2 separate regions of the Homo sapiens genome follow, and region 1 is linked to region 2. Evidence: read pairs that join two places in POLR2A ChIA-PET (ENCODE). Cell type or tissue: B cell. All regions are shown on one strand. Links, peaks and the distances in the headings refer to the core of each region. The heading gives the core; the rest is flanking DNA. Region 1 overlaps GHRH (growth hormone releasing hormone). Region 2 overlaps LOC105372606 (a long non-coding RNA gene).

The links. Peaks named below come from ENCODE experiments on the same cell type or tissue, not always from the same donor. Only the 100,000 strongest peaks of a DNase experiment are listed, where the experiment ranks them.
Region 1: POLR2A ChIA-PET joins it to region 2 with 12 read pairs; 7 of 35 experiments call an interaction of 5 or more read pairs at or near these places.

What each region holds. Positions count from the first base shown.
Region 1 is chr20:37,243,597-37,253,530 of GRCh38, forward strand. It overlaps GHRH (growth hormone releasing hormone), which reads right to left. Exons shown (of 5, transcript NM_021081.6): 5 at 7,490-7,635. The coding sequence ends at 7,617. Among named protein-coding and RNA genes, the nearest start is that of GHRH, 13 kb to the right of the region's middle. In B cell, for the core only: no CTCF peak of the experiment used is centred there; no DNase peak of the experiment used is centred there.
Region 2 is chr20:37,330,744-37,340,677 of GRCh38, forward strand. It overlaps LOC105372606 (a long non-coding RNA gene), which reads right to left. Exons shown (of 2, transcript XR_936699.2): 2 at 6,697-7,190. Among named protein-coding and RNA genes, the nearest start is that of SRC, 10 kb to the right of the region's middle. RefSeq lists enhancers at 5,577-6,076, 9,393-9,925. In B cell, for the core only: no CTCF peak of the experiment used is centred there; DNase peaks (open chromatin) are centred at 3,218, 5,155, 6,008 and 6,905; H3K4me3 peaks cover 454 bases; H3K27ac peaks cover 1,928 bases.

The DNA of each region.
Region 1 (9,934 bases), core at 982-8,981, 87 kb before region 2:
CCTGTGCGGGCCTGGAAGACAGACTGGGTGCGGGGCTGGTGGACAGTGGTGTGGAGCAGGGGTAGTAGGGCCTGAGGGTGGAAGTACAAAGGCTGCTGGGTGTCCTGGTCACTGGGAACAAAGGACAGCCAGTGGCTGGAAGGAAGGAAGTCGGGAAACAGCTTTTTGGAGAAACGGCTGGCACAGCTAAGTAAGGGGTTCCCGGGCTGGTTTGGGGCTGGCCTGCAGACTCAGATGGGAGCTGGAGAACAGAGCCCAGTAAACATTGCCATGTGCCAGGCTGTGTTCTGTGTCCAGAGCTACCACAGGGAGCAAGACAGATCCAGTCCCTTCCCTTGGTCCAGGTACAGCCCACGGGCACCCAGCTGAGGGAGAAAGGAAGCAGTGATCACACATGTGAGAAGGGCCTCAGAGGAAGCAGTTCTTACCTTGATGGCTTGGGAGGTCTCAGCTGAGACCTGAAGAATGAGAAGGCGCCTATGCCAAGCTGAGGAAGAGCACTCCGGCCAGAGAATCAGCCAGCATGGAGGCTCTGGGGCAAGAGCACGGCACATTCTGACTGGAAGCAGGCCAAGCAGCCAGGGTGTCACTGGCAGGAACGGCATCCTCGCTGGGATAGAAGCCAGAACAAACTTGGCTTTTAGGGGCTGTGGTAAAGGGGACTGATTTTTCTCTTAGGACCTTTTTTAAAACAAAACAAACAAAGAGATGGGGTCTTGCTATGTTGCCCAGGCTGACCTTGAACTCAAGGGATCCTCTTGCCTCAGCCTCCTGAGTAGCTGGGACTACAAGCATGCACCATCACGCCTGGCCAGCCTGAGTTTTATTTTGGGGTATAGCAGAGGCAGATGCTGTCTGTCTGACCCTGCCCACTGGGCAAAGCCTTTTTTTTTATTTTTTATTTTTTATTTTATTTGAGACAGGGTCTTGCTCTGTTGCTCAGGCCAGAATGCAGTGGTGCAATCACGACTCACTGCAGCCTCAACCTCCCAGGCTCAGGTGATCCCCCCACCTCAGCCTCTGGAGTAGCTGGGACTACAGGCGCGTGCCACCACACTGGGCTAATTTTTGTATTTTTGGTAGAGATGGGATTTTGCAATGTTGCCCAGGCTGGTCTCATACTCCTGAGCACAAGCAATCTCCCCGACCTCCCAAGGTTCTAGGATTACAGGCAGGAGCCACTGCACCTGGCCTCAAAGCCTCTTAAAGGGACTCGGCTCTCAGTGCTGGAGCAGTGCTGCAGGGGAATAACCTGGTTGCTATAGCCAAGACAGTCTGGGAGTCCAGAGCTGACAGCAGGCCTCTCTCTTATAATTCATGAAATCCACTGGATTCATCACTCAAATGATTCGCTGCAGTAGCGCCTGGGCCTGGCCTTCTCTGAGGAGTACAAGACATGCCAGCTTTAGAGTCAGAGCTGCTTCGAGTTCCCCCATTAGCTGTGTGTCCTTTTGTACCTTTACCTCTCTGGGCCTTGGTTTCCCATCAGTAAAAATGGGGATCATACCTCTGAGGGTTTTATAGGGATTAGAGGAGGCCACAGCCACAACACATACCACAGTGCCTGACACTTAGCATTGAGTCAGTGTTTGCTCCCAATAGCGCAGATATTGTCATCATTATTATTTCCCAGGTGGTGTTAACAGGAGCCCAGTCAACAGTTTGTACCAGGTCTACATTCACCTGTTAGTTCAAGTTACTCGACACCCCAGCTCCCTCATTTCCTCCCCAGCATTTCCTGAGGGGCCTGGAGTCTTAAAGCAACCTTTTCGAGAGAGTGTTGCCTTCCCTCCCCGCCCCATCAGTCCCGTCCTGCCAACCTGGAGCGACTCTAGTTGAATCTGACCTCTAGTTGGATCCAGCTGGGCCAATGTGCCCTGCCCTGCCTTCCTCAGGGGCCTGTTGTAGAGAACAAATGAAGTAATGGATGGGAAGCCTCTTTGTGAACTCTAAGTTAATACAAACAGAAGAGATTATCATTAAAAGCGACAAGTCCCCCGTTGATTAGAGCATTTCTTTAGGGAGAAAAATAGCACTCCGTCTTAAGTAGGACCCTCCCCGGAGTGGGAAGCTCCCAGCTCCTCTGCGGGGCAAGTGGAGTCTCTCCGACGCCATTCGTGCCGTGGTTAATGGTATGGAGCACTGGAGTTGTTGCTATGGTGGTTTTTCCCCTATAATTGCATTCACCTCCAAAACCACAAGTAGCAGCAGGTCCCAGCAGTCGTTATTTTATTTGAAAAACTAATTGGAAGTTGAAAGAGCCCTCGGCTTTTGCTTTTGTCAGGATAGGCCAAGGAAAGAGATGAGCAGGTGGGTCTGGGAGGAAGGAGGGGGTCTTGGGGCAGGCCGGGCGCGCCTCCCATTCACAGCCCCTTCCTTTGTGCCTGCCTCTCTTGGTTGAAGTGGGCCACCTGCCCTCTAAGGCCAGCCTTTTCCTCCGAGGGGGCTTTTGTCTCCCATTGTTCTGATTGTCTCCTCCGTGGAGCCGCCTCAGTGGCCCCCTGCAGACGGTTTCCCAGGCTTCACGTTTTTTTTCTCAGGCGCCCAGGGAGAGCAGGTGGTCTTTACCCTGGAAGGAACTGAGTTGGTTATATAGTTCTGGTGCTGGGAGACCAGAGACCTGGCTGCCAGGCCCTTCGAGCTTGGGTCATTCCTTCCCTGACGACACTGTCTTAGGCTACAAAATGGAGAGGTGGGATTGTTCACTCCATCAATGTTAAGATGCTGTGATTCTTTTCGCACTTTTTTTTTTTTTTTTTTGAGACAGAGTCTTGCTCGGTCACCCAGGCTGGAGTACAGTGGCGTCATCTTGGCTCACTGCAACCTCCACCTCCTGGGTTCACGTTGATTCTCTTGCCTCAGCCTCCCTAGTAGCTGGGATTACAGGCCCATGCCACCACACCCAGCCAATGTTTGTATTTTTAGTAGAGGTGGGGTTTCACCATGTTACCCAGGCTTCTCTCAAACTCCTGACCTCAAATGATCCGCCCGCCTCGGCCTCCCAAAGTGCTGGGATTACAGACTTGAGCCACTGCACCTGGCCCCTCTTTTTGCACTTTTTAAATCAAAACAGACATCCCATCATCTAGACTTTTCACAGTTGTCAGGTTTTTTTTAGGTTTAATTTACGTACAGCAAAATGCACAGATCCTAAGTGAACAACCCAATGATTTTTTATATGTGACAACACTGGTATAACCACCACCCAAATTGAAATATAGAACATTTCAGTCACCCCAGTAAGTTCACAGATTCTGATCAGAGGCACGCAGAGGGCAGGTGATGTGTGGCGATATTTGGCCCAGATAAAATGGCTCATGAATAGCAAGAGTTGGGTAATCACTGATGCGGGAGCCTCGGGTCAGTGGCTCCAGTTCTCTGCTTCCCTTTATAGCAAAATTTCTCAAAAAAATAATCTCTACCAGCGCTGTCCAATAGAAATACAAAGCAAGCTACATAGGTGATTTTACATTTTCTGGAAACCAAGATAAAAAAGTTAAAAAGAAACAAGTGAAATTAATTTTAATATATTTTATTTAACCCATATATCTAAAATATCATTTTAATATGTGATCAGTATAAAAATACTGAGGTATTTTGTATTTTTTCATATTAAATCTGAGTGATTCCTACTTGGACCTTTAATCTGTGGGGTGTTTTGTTTTATTTATTCTTTTTTTGGAGACAGAGTCTCACTCTGTTGCCCAGGCTGGAGTGCAGTGGTACAATAATAGTTCACTGCAGCCTCAAACTCCTGGGCTCAACAATTCTCCCACCTCAGCCTCCCAGGTAGCTGGGACTGCAGGTGTGTGTCACCACGCCTGGCTAATTTTTTTTGAATTTTTATTTGTAGAGGCAGAGTCGAGCTATGTTGCCCAGGCTAGTCTTGAGCTCCTATCCTCAAGTGATCCTCCCTCCTTGGCTTCCCAAGAATGCTGGGATTGCAGGCATGAGCCACCATGCCCCAGCCTAAATCCAGTGTTTATTTTATACTTAAAGTACATCTCAGTTTGTACCAGCTACATTTCAAGTGTTCGTTAGCCACATATGTCTAGGGGCCACCCTATTGCACAGCCAAATCTATACTCACCAGCTCTGATTCCTCTTCTCCCATTTCTCCCACTCAAATCAGACTTTGGCCTTCACTACACCTGATTTCTCTTTGCCAAGGTCATCAGTGGCTTCCATGGTCACTTCCATGGTCAGTTCTAAACTGACTTGTCCCATCAGCAGCATTTAGCAGAGCAGATCACCCCTTTCTTCTAGAAACACTCTTCATTGGCTTCTGGGATTCTTCTTTGAAGGAGTTTTCCTGTTACTTCACTGCCTGCTACTTCTCAGCCTCCTTTGCTGGTTCCTCATCTTTCCTCAAAACTTTTTTTTTTTTTTTTTTTTCAGACAGTCTTGCTCTGTCGCCCAGGCTGGAGTGCAGTGGTGTGATTTTGGCTCACTGCAAGCTCCGCCTCCCAGGTTCAAGTGATTCTCCTGCCTCAGCCTCCTGAGTAGCTGGGATTACAAGCGTGCACCACCATGCCTGGCTAATTTTTGTATTTTTAGTCTAGAGACAGGATTTCGTCATGTTGGCCAGGCTGGTCTTGAACTCCTGGCCTCAAGTGATCCACCTGCCTTGGCCTCCCAAAGTGCTGGGATTACAGGCGTGAGCCACTGCACCCGGCCTTCTTCTAAACTTTAAATGTAGGGTTTCCAGGGGATCAGTCCCTGGACTTTACTCTTCCTATATTCTTCCTTAGTAATCTAACTAGTCTTTTGACTTTAAAGACCGACCGTCTAAATGGTGACAACTACCAGCCAAACCAGCTGTCCAGACCTCTCCCCTGAACTCAGGGGACTCTCTCCTGAACTAGGACCTGTACAGCCATGTGCCTACTCAACTTCCTCACTTGGACCTTTCATAGGCACCTCACACTCAACATTCAAACCTAAACTCTTAATATTCCCCCAACCCCCAAAGCTGCTAAGTGGCAACTCCATCCTCCCATCCTCCATCCTTGGGCCAAAAACTCAGGAGTCATTCTTGACTTCTCTCCAATCCCTACACCCTGTCTATCAGCAAATGGCTTCCGCCCTAAGAATGTATCTAGAGTTTGACCATTTCTCAGAGTGATTTTCAGCATAGGTCACAGCATGTCATTCTTCTGCTTAAACTCCACCATGGCTTTCATCTCACCAAGTTTGGGATCCAAATCCTTACTGTGACCTTGTTAAAGAACATTTATGGGAGGCCGCTGTTTTGAACTGAGCTCTTGCACTAGGCGGGCCCCAACAAACCAGACCCAACCAGAATAGAGTCACCCATGACATACTAAGTGCCATGTCATCAAACAGAACTTTAAAATGGTCCAGTTTTCTGAAATATGAGATTCACAGCAGCCAATCAGAAGGGGTCCAGTTGGGACAGGCACAGTGGCTCACGCCTGTAATCCCAGCACTTTGGGAGGCTGAGGCGGGTGGATCACCTGAGGTCAGGAGTACGAGACCAGGCTGGCCAACATGGTGAAACCCTGTCTCGACTAAAAATACAAAAATTAGCCAGGCGTGGTGGCAGATGTCTGTAATCCCAGCTACTCGGGAGGCTGAGGCAGGAGAATTACTTGAACCCAGGAGGCAGAGGTTGCAGTGAGCTGAGATCATGCCACCACACTCCAGCCTGGGTGACAAAGCAAGACTCTGTCTCAAAAAAAAAAAAAAAAAAAAAAAAAGGAAGGGGTCCAGTCTACTTTAGCTTGCATAATCAGGAAGTCCCCTCTGCTTTAACCCCAGAAGGAAGGTAACTTTGAAATGACCAATCTGCTTTTCGTGCCCTGTTTCTGCTTCTTTAGCCCCTTTTTGCCTGTAAGGCCCACTCCCACTCAGCTTATCAGAGTCCCCCTCAGGATGCTGCCCAGTTCATGAACTGCTAACAAAAGCCAATTCAATCTTTAAAACTCTATTTGGGTTGGGGGTGGTGGCTCACACCTGTAATCCCAGCACTTTGGGAGTCTGAGGCAGGTGGATCACCTGAGGTCAGGAGTTCAAGACCAGCCTGGCCAACCTGGCGTAAACCTGTCTCTACTTAAAAAAATACAAAAATTAGCTGGGTGTGGTGGCACACGCCTGTAATCCCAGCTACTCGGGAGGCTGAGGCAGGAGAATCATTTGAACCCTGGCGGTGGAGGTTGCAGTGAGCCGAGATCGTGCCAGTGCACTCCAGCCTGGGAAACAGAGTGAGACTCCATCTCAAAAAACAAACAAACAAACAAACAAAAAAAACACTAAAGAGTCAATTTGTTCCTTTTTTTTTTTTTAACACCTCCAAGTGTCCCCATGAGCCGGCCTCCTGCTCCTCCAGGACTCTTTTCTTTCCACTGACATCCTTGCTCTGGCCCAGGTAGCCACATTGATCCCCTTGCTAGTCCTTCCACACTGCTGCCTCTAAGCCTTTGTTGAGTTTTCACTCTGCCTGAAATGTTCTTTACTCTGATATTTACAAAGCCAACTCCCTCTCTTCCTCAGGTCTTTACTCAAATGTCACATCATCAGTGAGGCCTTCACATATACACAGTGTAGATCAAATTATACCCCCAGCACTCCCTGGCCCTTTAAAGCTTTATCCTTTGCACTTGCCAACATCTGACATATTCTATATTGACTTGTGTTTATTATTCTCTCCCCCACCACACACGCATTGGAATATAAGCTCTATAAGGTCAGGGACTTTGTTCATGACTATCTCTCCAGTGCCCAGAACAGTACCTGGCACAGAGTGGGTATTCTATAAATGTTTGCTGAATGAAGGCCGGGTGCAGTGGCTCACGCCTGTAATCCTAACACTTTGGGAGGCTGAGGCAGGCAGATCACCTGAGGTCAGGAGTTTGAGACCAGCCTGACCAACATGGAGAAACCCCATCTCTACTAAAAATACAAAATTAGCTGGGCGTGGTGGCACATGCCTGTAATCCCAGCTACTCAGGAGGCGAGGGCAGGAGAAACACTGGAACCTGGGAGGCGGAGGTTGTGGTGAGCCAAGATCATGCCATTGCACTTCAGGCTGGGCAACAAGAGTGAAACTCTGTCTCAAAAAAAAAAAAAAAAGTTTGTTGAATCAATAAGTGGTATTGCTTATAGAAGAGCAAATCACACGTGGGTGAAGGATGACTTTGATCGAAGTTAGTTGAATGTGGTTAAGAGCTGGTTCTGAGTTGGACTTGCCTGGATTTGAATCCCAGCGCTCTCATTTGCACGGTGTGACTGTGGGCAATTTGGTTACACTTTCTGAGCCTCAATTCCTTGTCTGTGAAAGGAGGAGGATACCAGTACCCTCCATCAGCCTGTGTAAGGAGCATATGAGATCCTATGCATGAAGCTGCCTGGTTTGCACTCTGCGTGCTTGGTAAATGTTAGCTTTAAAAAAAATTACACCTCGTAATACCACTTTGGGAAATGTAACTATGTAAAACACATAAAAAATTAGGCTGAAGAGAAAAGAACATTTAAATGCACACCGGTATGGGGGAATTTTATTGTATTTTCAAAGGAAAAAGTGGGTCAGAAATGAGAGGATTAACTGGATCCAGTTGCATTTTGGCTACAGGTAGCCCGGGTCACAGGAGGAATCTTCATCCCTGGGAGTTCCTGCTGCAGAAAGAAAGATCAAGCTCAATCCGGGGAATTGAAGTAAGGGTGGCTAGAGTGGGATGCATGGAACCAGGGTGACGGGTGCTCCCGTGACAGGAGCTGGCCTTTTGGATTCCAAAAGAGGCAGTGTGGGGTGGAGGGAAGGATGCGCAAGCATGCCAGCAAGGCGAGTCCCAGGCTTAGCCCCTGCTCTCTGCTCTGCCAGCCAACTCCCACCGAGACCCTGGGCCAGTCACTTCGCCTTGAAGAAGCTTCCTCTAATCCCCAGACAGGCTCAGCGTTCTCCCAGCCTCACCATCACCACTCCCCAGCATCTCTTCCCATTCATCACAATGAAGTAATTGACTGTACAAGAACGTGTCTAGTTCCTTGCTGCTTCGGTGTGTTATGAATTCCATGAGAGCAGGGGTCGCTGCTGTCCTGTACCCTGCTATGCCTCTGGTCCAGAGTGTGGCATGTCATAGTCACTGGATGGTCTTTACAGGGGTGGGAAGATGGCTAAACCCGAGCCTCAGTTTCCTTACAGGGCTGTTACGTGGACACAATGTATGATGGCTGCAAAAGTGTGCCATCTGTCACATGGCTCTACTCTGCACTCTAAAGCAGGAACTTATTCCTGCTCACCAGTGATATCCTGGTATTTGCAGCAGTTGAGCTGGAGGGGGAACAATGGCTATAGCAGCCTTCGGGGCCCTTCCTGCCAGCTCTGCGGGCTCTGTGATTTCAATCTCCGTGAAGCCTCTGGCTTTTAACTCGCGGGAACAAAGCCTGCATTCTTAGGATTAGCCCTCCATGGAGCCATCCACCCTACTGGGGCCTGATGAGAGCCATAGCAGGTGAACAATTACTTAATCCCAGCCTGCAAGGCACAGAGGAGGCCTTCTTCTTAGAGACATTATTTTTGAACTCTTGTCTTGCGGACCCTAGAGATGGTAAGAGCTAACCCCTCCTTTCACAGAGTCGAAACGAAGAAGTGTGTTGCTGTGCCGCTAGTTGCAGAAACAGGCCTGGGGCCCAGGTGTTCTTCCCGCCTCCCAGACTGGTTGTCGCCTCTCCTGTCATCTGCCGTAGGCCTGGTGCTGCTTGTAGGTGGTGAAATCTCTGGGCTGGTGGTGTCTAATCGGGTTGGGAAGAAGGTGAGAGAGGCCATGGAGCGCTCTGCTGGGAACTGGATTTGCTTAATAGCTTGGACCAGAAGTGCCCAGCAGAGCCACACTGGGACCTGCTTGTGCTCGCAGTTAAATCAGGCTCTAGGCCGGGTGCGGTGGCTCATGCCTGTAATCCCAGCACTTAGGGAGGCCATGGCAGGTGGATCACCTGAGGTCAGGAGTTCGAGACAAGCTTGGCCAGCATGGTGAAACCCCATCTCTACTAAAAGTACAAAAAATTAGCCGGGCGTGGTGGCGGGTGCCTGTAATCCCAGCACTTTGGGAGGCCATGGCAGGTGGATCACCTGAGGTCAGGAGTTCGAGACAAACTTGGCCAGCATGGTGAAACCCCATCTCTACTAAAAGTACAAAAAATTAGCCGGGCGTGGTGGCGGGTGCCTGTAATCCCAGCACTTGGGGAGGCCAAGGAGGGTGGATCACCTGAGGTCAGGAGTTCAAGACCAGCCTGGCCAACATGGTGAAACCCTGTCTCTACTAAAAGTACAAAAATCAGCCAGGCATGGTGGCAGGCGCCTGTAATCCCAGCTACTCGGGAGGCTGAGAATCACTTGAACCCTGGAGGCAGAGGCTGCAGTGAGCCGAGATCACGCCACTGCACTCTAGCCTGGGTGATGAGAGTGAAACTCCATCTCAACAACAACAACAAATCAGGCTCTAAACCCCAGCAGAGTTTCTCCAAACAACCACGACATTTTTGGGAAACTTTGCCCATGAAGTGGGGGCTTTGTGCAAAGAAGTTCCAGGGAGGCAAAACAGGTCTGGGCCTGCCATTCCCTGACTTGGGGCCAGCTGCCGCCCCGTCTTTGCCTCACTTTTCCTCCTCTGTAGACTCCCAGGAGAAACGTGAGGGCCAGTGAGCTGGGGAACGACAGTCATCACGTCTCTCGTCTGCTGATCGTGTGTCTGCGCACACTCATCTACCACAGGGTGTGGGAGGGCTGGTCTGTCTTTGGCTTGATAGTTTTTTGAACTTGGCAAGGGAACCAGAGCATGCCTGTCAGTTCACCTGCAGCCGAATCCTTGGGAACACCTGTTAAAATTCAGATTTCTGGGTCGTATCACGGAACCATTTGGTGAGTAACATTTTTGGGCATGGACACTGAGCCTGGCCTCTGGCTCCGCACTGGGAT
Region 2 (9,934 bases), core at 1,053-9,052:
ACACCTGTCTCCTCCTTTAACATCCACAGTGGTCTCCCAGAGCCTGGAAGTAAAGCTCAAGCCCCTTCCCCATACCCCAGGAGGCTCTAGTCCCTGTGAAGAGCTCTGGTTCCATCTCCCACTAATCTTCCTCCACCCATTCTCCATCCAGATCCAATATAACCAGTTCCCACCTTGAGGGCCTTTCCCTGAATGTTCTTTTCCTCAAATCATTTTCTTTTAATTTTTTATTTTATTTGAGATGGGATCTCGCTTTATCACCCAGGTTGGAGTGCAGTGGCACGATCATAGCTCACTGCAGCCTCAACCTCCTGGGCTCAAGCGGTCCTCCTGCCTCAGCCTCCCAAAGAGCTGGAATGACACCATGCCTAGCTCTCCCGAATCTTTGTATGGTCATTCTTTTTCATCCTTCGAGGTTTAGCTGCCCAACTCTAGTCCCAGCTGCTTGGGAGGCTGAGGCGGGAAGATCACTTGAGCCCAGGAGTTTGAGGTTGCAGTGAGCCAGGACTGTACCACTGCACTCCAGCCTGGGCAACAGAGCAAGACCCTCTAAAAAGCAATAAGAACAATAAAAACCAAGCTTTAGCTACTTTCCTCTGGGAAGCCTTTCTGACCTGCTGTCCTCAGAACTCCTCACATCCTTCTCACCCTGTCCCTCACTGACTCCTGTCCTAGCAGGTAGCACATTCTGCATTTCTGCATCACTTGGTTCAATTTTTTTACCGACCACCTCTCACACCAACCTGTGAAATCCACAAAGGCAGGGGCCGTGTGCATTTTATTAACCAACGAGCCCCCATCAGTCACTCAACAAATGCTTTACCCACTCCCAAGGCCTCAATCAGATCTCCAGACCTGGGCTCTGTGGCCTTGGGGAAGTTACTCACCCTCTCTGGGCCTGTCTGGCAGGTAGAGGGGCCTGGCTGGTGATGGATGCCTCCTCTTATCCCTGGCCCACGTTGTGGCAGGGAGGGGAGGCTGCCCAGGCTGGCCCTTCACGTGCTGGGTACTTCTGAGGGCAAGCTTCCACAGACAGAGCTCCCCGAGTGTTTGCTGAGTTGAACAGAAGGACCTGGAAACCTCGATGCCAACACCTCCAGGAATGAGAAGGCTGCAGGGGAGCCAGCTCAAAGCTCAGGGAGCTAATTGCACCATTAGATGATTAAAGATGTTTAATGACAGGGATGCAGCTGTGGTGGGAAGTTAAGCATGGACCACAAGCGGCCCGAGGCTTGGTTCAAATTTGGGGTGTGGGAAGGAGCCTCCCCCAGATCCAACCATCTGGATAGGAGAGGTCACAGCCACAGCCTGTGGCCCCAGGCGGCTGAGGCCTGAGCCAGCACTGGGGCTGGGCTCCTTCCGGGCTGCCTGGGGATCCCTGCCTCCGGAGTCCTCCCTGAGCTGGCGGGGCCCTGAGAGAAGGTGAGGCCAGACTCAGGGTGTGACGGGGGGCAGGGTGGCTGGCTCAGTTCCTGCTCTGGAAGCCAGAGCTAATGTGCTAGCCTCAGACAGGGGCTGAGATGGGCCTGGCATGGCGCCAGCCGATCTGGGGAATCCAGGCCTGAGATTCCTGTCCCAACAAGTGTTGGGGCCTGTTGAGCGTCAAGCGCTGGTCTGAGCAATGCCGGAACATGATGATGACCCAGCCCACCCTCTCCCTGCTGGAGAAACATCCACTGGGAGGAGTGCAGATGGGATCTACGAAGCTTTGACCTGGGCTTGGGGGTCAGGGGAGGGACCAAAGAATGGAACAGGAGTTAGCAGGGGATTAGAGACAGGAAGGACATCCCAGCAGAGGGCAAGCAGGAGCAGGGCCCACTGGGGAGACAGCGGCAGGGAAGAGGGGTGGTGGAGGTTCAGCCGTTCAGCCTTGCAGGCAGATGAGGTAGGACTGGAGAGGCTGGCGGGGCCCTGGTGGCCTCTTAAGTGTGAGCTTTGGCCTAAGGCCCCTGGAGAGCCACTGAAGGATCAGAGCTGTGATTTGGAAAGAAGAACACAAGGACTGTTTTTTAACATTATTTTATTTTTTTGAGTTGGAGTCTTGCTCTGTCACCCAGGCTGGAGTGCAGTGGCACGATCTCGGCTCACTGCAGCCTCCGCCTCCTGGGTTCAAGCGATTCTCCTGCCTCAGCCTCCTGAGTAGCTGGGATTACAGGTGCACACCACCACGCCTGGCTCATTTTCTTGTATTTTTGGTAGAGACGGGGTTTCGCCATGTTGGCCATGCTGGTCTCGAACTCCTGACCTCAAGTGATTGACCCACCTCAGCCTCCCACAGTGCTGGGATTACAGGCTTGACCACTGAGCTTGGCCACAAGGACTGTTATAGGATGAATTAGGGAGGGGCACAGCTGGGATCTGGATGAGCCAGGCCCCACCTGAGTACCAGGGAGGGGATGAAAGGAGGGGATAGTTGGAGTGGAGGAGGGAGGCCAGGGATGCCAGGTTTCTGGTGGAAGTTCTTTTTTGTTTTTTTTTTAGATAGGGTCTCCCTCTGTTGTCCAGGCTGGAGTGCAGTAGTCATGGCTCACTGCAGCCTCAACCTCGCTTGCTCAAACAACCCTCCCACCTCGGCCTCCCAGGGTGCTGGGATTACAGGTGTGAGCCACCTCACCCGTTCTCTGGCTGAAGTTCTTGAAAGGGTGGGATCCCAGAGGAGGGCCAGTTTCAGGGAACAGAAGATATGTTCTGCCTGGGATGAGTGGAGTCTCTGGGATACTGTGTCGGGGTAGGAGGACGTTCTATGGAAAGGTCTGGATGATGACTGGACAGATGGGTCCAGAGTTCTGGAGGGAGGCCAGGGCTGGGGAGGGAGATCTGGCATGCAGCTGGGTAGGTAGTCCCTTCTCGATCCTACAGCGGTGACCTCCAGAGCGCTCCATGTATTGGCTTTTCTCCTTCCCTGCCTTTCCCTTCCTGCTTCTTTGCTCCAGCTTCCTGGGGTCACTTCTCAAAAGAGTAGTCTCGGGCTCTGCTTCAGGAGAACCTGAACTAAGATAGAGTGAAGCTGAAGCCACCAGACAGTGGGCTGGCTCCTCTTGGGCTAACACTGGCTGTGTCCTCAGCCCAGGCCCAGTGCAAAGGAGCCTCCCTTCCTCATTACCCGCTTCTGCCCTACCCCGGGAACGTGTGTGGACGTAGAAAGGGTGAGTCAAGGCCAAGGGGAAGGGGAAGGGGAAGGGGACATCCCAGAACGTCACGAAGAAGAACTGGGCACTTCCTCCTGGGGGTAGCACTCTTTCTCATCAATGGTGCCACGACAGGTGCAAAATGCACAACGGATGTCACAGAGCATCCCCAGCAGGTGCCCCCAGAGGGACCAGCCCAGAGCGGGTGCGGAAAGGCCAAGTGCATGACCAGCCGCCTTGAGGACTTTGGCCCCCAGGAACCTTGGGCTGTGGACTAGGCCTTGTACTTGGGCTTCCCGACTAGTTGGGAAGCAAAGATCCGTGTGCTTAGAGGGCGCTAGATGGCACTTTAAAAATAACTCATAGGCCGGGTGCAGTGGCTCACGCCTGTAATCCTAGCACTTTGGGAGGCCAAAGCAGGAGGATCACTTGAGCCCAGGAGTTCAAGACCAGCCTGGGCAACATAGGGAGGCCCTCGTCTTTACAAAAAAAGTTTTTTTTTTTTTTTTTTTTTTTTTTTTATAATTAGCCGGGCATGGTGGTGGTCGCCTGTGGTCCCAGCTACTTGGGAGGCTGAAGTGGCAGGATCACTTGAGCCCAGTTCAAGATCAGTGTGGGCAAGATGGTGAGACCCTATCTCTTAAAAAAAAAAAGAAAAAGAAAAGAAAAGAAAGTAGGAAGGAAGGAAAGAAAGGAAAGAAAGGAGGAAGAAAGGAAGAAAAGAAAGAAAGAGAAGGAAAGAAAGAAAGAAAGAGAAAGGAAAGAAAGAAAGAAAGAGAGAGAGAAAGAAAGAAAGGAAGGCAAGCCAGGTGTCATGGCGCTCATCTCTAGTCCCAGCTACTCTGGAGGCTGAGGTGGGAGGATTCCTCGAGCCCAGGAGTTTGAGGCTGCAGTGAGTTGTGATGATGCCACTGCACTCCAGCCTGGGTGACAGAATGAGACCTCCTGTGTCTAAAAAACACATAAATACATAAAACTAACTTAAGCTATTTTCTATTGCCTGAGCAACATTAGCTCACTGTAGAAAACTTAAAAAATGCCCAGGCGCAGTGGCTCACACCTGTAATCCCAGCACTTTGGGAGGCCGAGGCGGGTGGATCACCTGAGGTCAGGAGTTCGAGACCAACCTGACCAACATGGCAAAACCCCATCTCTATTAAAAATACAAAAATTAGCCAGGTGTGGTGGCGCATGTCTGTAATCCCAGCTAGCTGGGAGGCTGAGGCAGGAGAATGGCTTGAACCTGGGAGGCAGAGGTTGCAGTGAGCCGAGATAGCGCCACTGCATTCCAGCCTGGGTGACAAAAGCAAAACTGTCTCAAAAAAAAAAAAAAAAAAAGAGAGAGAGAAGAAAACGTAAAAAATAAAGACAAGCATAAAAGAAAAAATTATTAAGCTCATCGGTGATCCCCCACCCCCAGGGCAACTGCTAGTATCATGGAAGTGTTTATTCCATTTTTCCTGTGCCCACTTTTTTAAAAGACAGAAATAGTTACATCATTAATGCTATAATATTTTAATTTACTAATATGACATGAACTCTTTCCATGTCAAAACATATGAATCTTTAGCTGGGCGTGGTGGTGTGCGCCTGTAGTCCCCGCTATTCAGAGGCTGAGGTGGGAGGATCTCTTGAGCCCCGGAGGTTGAGGCTGCAGCGAGTCGTGATTGTGCCATTGCACTCCAGCCTAGGCAACAGAACAAGACCTTTTCTCAAAAGAACTAAAAAAGAAAATAAAAGTTATGTGGATCTACATTATTAATTTTAAGGCCGTCATAATTATCTACTTTATTAATGGACTTGTCCGGCTGCACCAGAAATGATAATAATATGCATTCACTGGGTATCTAGCATGTGTGTCATTACACAGCCATATGAGGTGTGTACAAGTATCCCCGTTTTACCAATGAGAGAAGTGAGAGTCGGGGGTTAATGACCTCCAAGGCCACACAGCTACCGAGGCAGGATTCAAACCCAGGTCTGCTCTTAACCGTGATGTTCAGCCACCCGGCAGGTCCCTCCCACTGACCCCTATATTTGTTTCTGCAAAAAAATTCTGATGAGTCAGAGCCCCGTGTGTGCATTTTACCAGTTCCACTTGGAGGGAAACTTTATTTGCAGGGCATTACATTGGGGCAGGAAGGGTTGGGGGAGCAGACATCACCATCCCTCCAGCCTGCCCCCTGGACATCGCACTGCTTCCCTTAGCAGCTATGGAAACCACTCCGACCAGAGAGGGGAAGGGACTTGCCCAAGGCCACACTGTTCAGAGGCTGCACAGGACTGCAGTCCTGGCTTCCGATTTCCCACTGGGGTGTGGATGAAGCATGCGGGACACACGAGACATAGGGATTAGAGGCTCCAGGTCCAAAGGGCAGGGACGGTGCCAGTCTTGGTCACTCACTGCTCACTTGTCTGTCCCCAGCTCCAGCACAGGAGCTGACATGCAGGCCTGAATGGATAAAGACGATAAGGAAGGCAAGACTGGGAGGGATCTCTGTGGAAGACTTCCAGGAGGGGCCGGGGTTGGGCCAAAGGGGAGTGGGGCTTGGACCAGCAGAGAGGAGATGGTGGTACTGCGTGGGCAGGTGTGTGGAGGAGGGAGGAAACCTGGCCTGCTGAGGAGAGAAATGGGTCTGGGAGCAGGCCAGCCAGCCAGAGGGGATGAGTCTGGGCGTGGCCAGAGCAGACCAAGGAGGCTCCAGGCTCCGCCTCTGGGGCAGCCCCACTCCCCCACCAGCCCCCCGTCCCCCAGCCCCACCACAGAGCCCTGCCTGGGTAATTCCTGAACAGGAACAGAAGGAGGAAGCTGTACAAGTGACACTCAGCTGGTGAGTGGGAGGCAGGGTTTGGTTTCCTTTCCAGATGAGCCCTGGGTTTGTTCAGCCCTGGTGCGTGCCCCCACCCCTGCCCCTCCCCTGCTGTCTGTGGCCTTGGCTCAGGCACTGGTGAATCTCAGAGGCCAGGCAGGCCAGAAAGGAGCCATCCAGGCCAGGAAATGGGGAGGTCCTGTTGCGTGGGAATCCCCTGGGAGGGTGGCTTGACGTGTCCCCTTCTCTCTCGGACCAGACTGTGAGAACTGAAAGCTGGGACCGCAGCTTTCACATCCTTCCGGTGTGGCAAAGTCCTTTCCATCCTTCAGGACCCAATCTATTTTATTTTTTTACTTTGGAGATGGGATCTTGCTTTGCTGCCCAGGCTGCAGTGTAGTGGCACAATCATGGCTCACTGCAGCCTCAAACTCCTGGGCTCAAGTGATCCTCCTGCCTCAACCTCCTGAGTAGCTGGAGTACAGGCACACCTACCATGCCTGGCTAATTTTTAATCATTTTTGTAGATACGGGGCCTCGCTGTGTTGCCCAGGCTGGTCTCAAACTCCTGGGCTCAAGTGATCCTCCTGCCTCACCCTCCCAAAATGTTGGGATTACAGGCGTGAGCCATTGCACCCAGCAGAGACTCAATCTAAATGTCCCTCGTTTGGTAAACTCTCCGAGAATCCCCTATCAAGGCAAACTGACAAATGCTCCCCACCCCCGAACTCCTGTAGCACTCAGAACACACTTAAAAATAAAAAGAATCACTGTTTATTGGGTGTCCACAATGCACAGGGTCTCACATTTCACCTCCTTGTTGTACCTCTCAGCATCACTGACAGTTGGCACCATCCTTAGTTCCATTTTACTGAGCAGCTCAGTGGGGCACAGGGAGGTTGCAGGGTTGCAGGCAGTGGGGCTGGGTCTCCTGGATACCAAAGTGTGTCGCTCTCTGGCCCTCCTGCTCATAGTGTTTCAGGGTCTGTTTCCTCTTCTGGCTTGGAGCCTTCAAAGGGCAGAGTCTGTGTCCCTGGAGACCTGGCCTTGGGGAGGTGTTGACCCATGGACAAATCTTTGAACCTCCCCACCAGCCTTCACCATGATGAGGACCTAGGCTGGTGCCTTGTATACAGTAGGCTGTTACTGAATTCTTGTGACATTGAGAAAGCTTGATCTTAGTCCAGGCTCTGTCATAAACTTGCAGTTTGAGTTTGGGCAAGTCACTTCTATTCTCTGGTCCTAAGTTTCCCTGGGTTTAGAAGGAAATGTTTACAGACAAGTGTCTTAACTTCCTCCCTGTCCGAAAATTCAGTCCTTTGCTCTAGAACATGGCACATACCCCACACTCAATTTCCCTTATTATTATTGTTATATTAAGTTTTTTTTTTCTCAAGTGGGCTTGCTAGGGAATCCCTGATTATTAATATCCATGATAGTATAGTATGTTACAATTAACGAACCAATATTGATACATTATTATTAACTAAAGTCCATATTTGCTATGGAGTTCCTTAGTTTTTCCCTAATGCCTAATGTCCCCTTTTTTTTTTTTTTTTTTTTTTGAGACAGTGTCTCGATCTGTCACCTAGGCTGGAGTGCAGTGGCATGATCTCGGCTCACTGCAACCTCCACCTCCTGGGTTCCAGCTATTTTCCTGCCTTAGCCTCCTGGGTAGCTGGGATTACAGGCATGCACCGCCAAGCCTGGCTAATTTTTGTATTTTTAGCAGAGATGGGGTTTCACCGTATTGGCCAGGCTGTTCTCGAACTCCTGATTTCAGGTGTTCCACCTGCTTTGGCCTCCCAAAGTGCTGGGATTCCAGGCATGAGCCACTGCGCCTGGCACCTATGTCCTTTTTCTGTCCCAGGATCATGTCTCCTCTTGGCTTTGATAGTTTCTCGGACTTTTCTTTTTTTGATGACCCTGACAGTTTTGAGGAATACTAGTTAGGTGTTCTGTTTTTTGTTTTTCGTGTTTTTTTTTTTTGTTGTTGTTGTTTGTTTGTTTTTTGAGATGGAGTCTTGCTCTGTTGCCAGGCCAGAGTACAGTGGCGTAATCTCAGCTCATTGCAACCTCCACCTCCCGGGTTCAAGCAATTCTCCTGCCTCAGCCTCTCGAGTAGCTGGGACTACAGGCATGTGCCACCACGCCCAGCTAATTTTTGTATTTTTAGTAGAGACGGCGTTTCACCATATTGGCTAGGATGGTCTCGATCGCTTGACCTTGTGATCCGCCCGCCTTGGTCTCCCAAAGTGCTGGGATTACAGGCATGAGCCACCTTGCCTGGCCTTTTATTTTTTATTTTTTGGATAGTGTCTAAGTCTGTCACCCAGGCTTGAGTACCGTGACACAATCATAGCTCACTGCAGCCTCCACCTCCCAGGCTCAAGCGATTCTCCCACCTCAGCCTCCTGAGTAGCTGGGACTACAGGCATGTGCCCCCATGCCCAGCTAATTTTATTAAAAAATTTGTTTTTTGGTAGAGATAGGGTCACACCATGTCACCCAGGTTGGTCTTGAACTCCTGGCCTCAAGTGATCCTCCTGCCTTGGCCTCCCAAAGTGCTGGGATTATAGATGTGAGCCACAGTGCCTGGCCTAGTCTGGTGTTCTGTAGAATGCCCCACTATTAGAATCTGTCTGAGGCTTTTCTCATGGCTAGACTGGGGTTCCGGGTTCTGAGGAGAAAGACCACAGAGGTAAAATGCCATTCTAATCACATCATATCAAGGGCAAATGTTATCAGCAGGCCCGATCACTGCTGATGTTGTCCTGATCACCTGGCTGAGATAGCGTTTGTAAGGTTCCTGCACTGCAAAGGCACCGCCCCCACCCCTCTTTCCACCCTGAACTCTTTAGAAGGGAGCCACCAAGCACAGCCCACATCTAGGGACTGGGGAGTAATGTTCCTCTCCTTGAGGGTGGAGTATAGTGTGAATATTTTTTCTTCTATCTACTTTTCAAAGTACTCCCACAAAACATTGCTACATTGCATCTTCCCAATGCTTAGGAAATGTGGAGGATGGAGGCATTCCATTGAGGTGGAGGCCAGTGCTCAGAGGGGCAGCAGTGGTTCCCTGCCCGGCCCCTGTGGATCTGGCCTTTTGCTCTTGGATGTGAAATATGCGAGCTTTGAGGTTCACAGACCCGGGTAGCACAGAACCGCAGCACCTGAGTTCCAGATTCAGGAAGGCTTAATTTTTTTTTTTTTTTTTTTTTTTGAGAGGGAGTCTTGCTCTGTTGCCCAGGCTGGAGTGCAGTGGTGCAATCTCAGCTCACTGCAACCTCTGCCTCCCGGGTTCAGGAAATTCTCCTGCCTCAGGCTCCCGAGTAGCTGGGATTACAGGCACCTGCCACCACACCCAGCTAGTTTTTGTATTTTTAGTAGAGATGGGGTTTCACTATGTTGGCCAGGCTGGTCTCGATCTCCTGATCTCAGATGATCCACCTGCCTCGGCCTCCCAAAGTGCTGGGATTACAGGCGTGAGCCACCGCACCCAGCCAGGAAGGCTTGAATTTTGTTTGGGTTTGAATTCAAGGTCCCGCCCTTCCTCACCACGTCATGTCACCTCACTGAGCCTCAGTTTCCTCATCTGTATGGTGGGATAACAATAGCTAGCTCCTACCTTGTTGCGTTGTGAAGAATGAACTAGATGCTACATCCAGAGTCCCTGGAAGCGATTCCCTGCTCAGGAAACTCCTTGCACCAGGACTGTGAGCCATGGTGATTATTTTTACAATGATTCTTTCAGCCCTCCTGTCGTGACCGTCTCCTCTCTGTGCGGCAGGTTTCTCACCCCCTGTGGACTGTGGGGTCACAGCTCTAGCTGCAGATTTCCGGCTGCCCTCTGCCCTCCCATCAGGCCAGGCAGATCAAGGGCCCAGCCTCCTTTCATCTTTTCTCACAAACATTCTGGGATGTGGCGGAAGGAGGCCTGGGCTGGGGTGGGATGGTGGCTCTGCCTGCCAGCAACTCTCTGTGTGACCTTGGGAG